Linked DNA regions of Homo sapiens: region 1 is linked to region 2. A link is a loop called in an ENCODE intact Hi-C map of the cell type or tissue named here. Cell type or tissue: MCF 10A. All regions are shown on one strand.

Region 1 (2,500 bases), 510 kb before region 2:
TATAAACATGTAGAAAAATGCCTGGAAGGATCTACAATTAACTATTTTCCTTCTGGCTTTGAAAAGAAGAAAGCTGTAATGAAGCAGTAGTCAAGTAAGATATTAACCTATTTATAATACTCAATATATTAATAAGATTGTTTTCACATATTTGTGTAAGTATACATTAATTTTAGAAATACAGAGATCTATATGGTTTAAGAGACAAATGTTTTGTAAGTATTAAGCCACAATTTATTTTTTCTGGACAAAATTTTTAACATTTCTGAATTTAAACATCTTTTTTTTAACAACAGGAAAGTAAAAGGTACATTTGTTTCATTGAGTCAGACAATGGAGGTGAAGCTGTTAAGAAAAAATAAACTCCATACAAGGTAAGTTATAATACTTCTATATTTTTGCTTGAACTTTGAGGAAAAAGTGAGACTAAATTATGTATATATTTACTATAATTATGTTATTTAGATAAGTATAAATGTCATCAATGCTTTCTCTTTAGAATATCTATTAACAAATAAATACTTTATTGCTTCAAATATATTTTTAATTCTTTTTTTGACTGCCATCTCATTACTATTAAATTTTAATACATGAGAACTTTGTAAAGGAGTTTGTGTCATCATTTCTTTTAGTTAATTCTATCATTGGAAATAGATTAAATAAAATTTGTCAACTAGAAATTATGAATATCACAAAATTGAATATTTTTGGAATAACTATTAAAATTATAAAGTTATTAGGAAATGTAAAATAGGGTTATATTTTTAATTCTAAAAGGAATTAAAATATTAATTTAAAATTAATGCAACTACTTATACATGTAATTAAGAAATACTGTAGTTATATTAAAGAACCATAGTATTTCTAATATTTTGAAAGGCATAACAGAAGTAAAGAAAAGAATTCATAATCCTTAATAGACCTCTGAAATTCTTTTTTCATTAATTACACTGTACCACAGCTATAATCTCAACTATCTTCAAGAACAGAAAAAGTTAAGTAAAAGAGCAAAGCATGCTGATGTAAAAGCAAATAACTATGCAAGCCTGCTGATGAACTAACTTGTAAAACTCCTCCTAATGTCAAGGAGAAAAGGGAGGAAGAAATAGCCTGACGCTGGTGAGCTGGAGGGCTCTCTTGGGCCAGTTGGATAGCATAGGCATTAGTCAGCTCCTAGTAATGGTTTTGCAAGTATGTTGACCATATTCCCAAACCTTCAGATAATTTACAAGAATACAGGCATCTGGGCCGGGCTCGGTGGCTCACGGCTGTAATCCCAGTACTTTGGGAGGCCGAGGTAGGCAGATCACCTGAGGTCAGGAGTTCAAGACCAGCCTGACCAACACGGAGAAACCCTATCTCTGCTAAAAATACAAAATTAGCTGGGCATGATGGTGCACGCCTGTAATCCCAGCTACTCAGGAGACTGAGGTAGGAGAATTGGTTGAAACTGGGAGGCAGAGGTTGCAATGATGAGCTGAGATCGCGCCATTGCACTCCAGCCCGGGCAGCAAGAGCGAAACTCTATCTCAGGAAAAAAAAAAAAAAAGAATACAGACATCTGTTTTTGTTTTGTTTTTAATTATTCACAAATTATCGTCAGTTAATGTTGTCTTAGTATTTCTAATGTAATGTGGGTCAAAATAGCACCTCCTCACCCCATATATTTGCTTTTATTTATATGATTATGATTTTCTTTGGATCTTGTGGTCAGTGGGTATGCTGATACACCCATTGCAGAGTTAATTTGGCACTGCTGGCACATAATATATAATTTAATGCATCCATGTATTTACTTACATTTTACTTTTACCCTGGAATTACCAGCTTCCTTGTGCCCAGTAAAGTCTCTAACAACAGTTACAGAAAGGCTTATTTTCCAGTTTCCCAGAGAAATGTCAATTTCTCCATGTTTTTTATTATCTTATAAACCCATTCTCTTCCTCTACATGTATCTAGGTTTCTATACTAAAAGCACCAAACATTCACCTTCATATTTTTAATAATTATATATCTGTTTTATCCACTAAATTGTGAGTTTCCTAAAAGTAGGTACATAAATTTTTCATTTTTGACCTTAGCCTAGGGTCTAAGGGTCTTGTATGAACAGACATTCAAAATTACTTATTGAATTGCATTGGTTTGAATTACAATACATATTAAAATTGATTTAATTTATATTTATGTATTTATCATATCCATAAACTTGCCCTGAACCTATCTACATGTGAAGCTATGTTATTGGTGCAGATGATACAAAAATATAACAAGTTCTCTGACATCCAAGGAGATTAACACTTAAGGAGATAGACATTGAGAAACATCAACAATGCATGTTTTAAATATACCAAAATGTAGAAATTGCAATAAATTATGTGCAGCTTTCTGTGGGAACATTTTAAACAAATGCTTAACATTTGTCAAGCACTTATTCTGACCTATGCACTGTCCTAGATTTATACTTATGCAAATAATCCTTGTAGCAACCCTATAAGGAAGA
Region 2 (2,500 bases):
AGGTGATTTTTTATTAGAAACATTTTGTTCAAAATTCAGTGGAGACTCTCTCATCCTTAAAAGATCTTAAACTCAATAAAGTACTAGTTGAAATATTCAGACATCATTCCAAAGAGAAATTTTATTTCTTTAGCTTTTCTTAAAGTGGAATTTTGTTGCATATAATTGGGCTACTACTAATCATGTGTTTTAGTCCATTTTATTTGTTGATTGATGTGGTAGGCAGAATTCTAAAATGGCCCCTAAAATTTCCTGCCCTTCTGGTATATGTGCCCTACAGTAATTAACTGGAGCTGTGAATTTGATGGTTTTTACTCCTGTGATTAGGTTATGTGAATATGGCACAGACAACCTTGAGACAGGAGATTATCCAGGTACGCCTTAACTAAATATATGAGCTCTTTAAATATCGAACTTTTTTCCAGCTGGTTGCAGAAGAGAAAGTAAAAGAGTCAAAGACTGAAAAGGCTTTGTGAGGACTAGGATGCCAAGGGCGGGAGCCTGAGTCTGTTTTATCTTGGCGAAGGCTTCCCTCATTTCTGGGGTCCACGCCATTGACTCATTTCCTGGCTCCCTTGTTGTTTAATAAAGAGGTTTTGCTATGAGCCCAAAATTTGGTACCCATATTCTACAGAACCTAGCCACTTCCAGAAAGGAACAAAACTGTTGCTTGGGGGTGGGGGGTCCCAAACCACATACAGCTTGCACCCGTTCTGGGGATACCTGCCAGTCTCTGGGATTTGGGGAATTTGATATTCCCCAAATATTGAACCCATTGGGGTGCAATTTGAGCCTTCTTTTTGAACACTTTGTATCCCTGATTGGCCAAAAAATTCAAGGTCCTTATAGTATTTTTATCAGATATCTCCTGGGTTGGGCTACACACAAGAAGGTCATCTACATACTGGAGTATACTCTTGTTTTTCTAACTGAAGATCCTTCAGATCCCTTTTTAAGGCCTGGGGGAAAAAAAATCGGGGCTGTCCTGAAATATCTGTGGGAGTACTGTCCAGTGTATTGTTCTTTTTCTTTCTCTGCCATTAGAATATTCCCATTCAAATGCAAAAAGATATTGAGACTCTAGTGCCAGAGGAATGCAGAAAAAGACATTCTTTAAGACTGAAAACAATTCTGTGTTCCCAGCACCTGAGTCAAAAGAATATGCAAGTCTGCCACCAATGGGTGGACAGAGATCACTGCTTTATTAATTATCCTGAGATCCTGTACCATACAGTATTCTCCTGAAGGTTTCAAAAACGGGCAGAATAGGGGTATTGCAGGGAGAATTACAGGGTTTTAGAAGTCCATGGGCAAGCAACTCCTTAACTATTTATGCTAGGCCCTTTCTTGCTTCCAGCTTAATTGGGTATTGTTTTTAGTTTGGAAAATGATTGGGGTCTTTGAGTTGTATTTTGACTGGCACTACTGTCCTAGGCCCTTCCAGGCCTCCTAGTATACCATGCTAGTGGGTTGACCCATTTGTTGACATGGCCTGGAACACTGTTTGCATCACTGACCATTAGCAATCTTGCCAGGTTGTGCTTAAATTTTAGCAGTGCCCCTATTTTAACCATAATATCCCTTCCCAACAGGGGGACTGGTCAGCTTGGTACTGTTAGAAACTCCTGCTGCAAAATTTGTTTTTCAAATTGGCAAATTAAATGTGGGATGAAATGCCTGATTTTATTTTTCTCTTCCATTCCTAAAATAGTTGTGGTCCTAGTGGAAGATTTTCCTGCATACGCAGTAAGGAGAGGGTAACTTGCCCCTGTATTAAAAAGAAACTGAATTTGTGTACCCATCACATCAAGTTACCCGGGGCTCCTCAATAGTAATGATGATGTTCCTGGACAGGGGTGATGAGGAAAGCCCTAGGCCCCTTCAGTAGTCATCTACGTTCTCCTTTTGCACTATGAGAGTCTTGACTGAGCCCCTCAGTGGGAGTGGGGGTAGTCAATTATCCAGTGCTAGGGGTCATGACTGGTAGGAGCAAAGGCTCTTGCAGGGGCCTGGCAGGGGCTTAGTATAATCCTTTGCCTAATGTCTTTTTTTTTTCTTGCATTTAAAGCAAGAGCCTTTGCTGACATTTTTCTTATGGCCCTTTAGATGCTCTCTAGGCATTTCCAGTGATGGCTACCATAATTTTAGCTTGCTGTTTTTCTTTACGCTCTTCCCTTTTTCCCTGCTCCAGGTCAACATACCCTAAAGGTGGTATCAAGAAGCTGATTTGGGTTAGTTTGTGGTTCCATTTGCAATTTTTGGAGTTTGTGCCTGATGTCCAGGGCAGACTAGCTAATAAAATGCTGGACCATTAGCCTCATGCCCTCAGGAGAGGAAGGGTCTAAATTTGCATATTTTCTGAAGGCCTCTTCTAACCTGCTATAAAACATAGCTGAATTTTCTTCCTTCCCTTGTGTGACTTCCCTGACCTTATCATAATTTACACTCTTGGTTATCCCCTTTTTCATACCTCCAAGGAGTACCTCAAGAAATTTGTTTT

Evidence for each region. A loop is a pair of places that touch in the nucleus more often than their neighbours do. Peaks named below come from ENCODE experiments on the same cell type or tissue, not always from the same donor. Only the 100,000 strongest peaks of a DNase experiment are listed, where the experiment ranks them.
Region 1: it touches region 2 in a loop (2.9-fold over the local background); 2 of 110 quality-filtered maps call a loop at or near these places.

Annotation. Positions count from the first base shown.
Region 1 is chr12:87,156,809-87,159,308 of GRCh38, forward strand. All of the region lies in intron 1 of LOC105369878 (a long non-coding RNA gene), which reads right to left. Among named protein-coding and RNA genes, the nearest start is that of MIR3059, 410 kb to the left of the region's middle. In MCF 10A, no CTCF peak of the experiment used is centred here; a DNase peak (open chromatin) is centred at 1,153.
Region 2 is chr12:87,666,420-87,668,919 of GRCh38, forward strand. The region is part of intron 1 of LOC105369881 (a long non-coding RNA gene); the gene reads right to left. Among named protein-coding and RNA genes, the nearest start is that of LINC02258, 100 kb to the right of the region's middle. In MCF 10A, a CTCF peak has its summit at 1,168; a DNase peak (open chromatin) is centred at 1,162.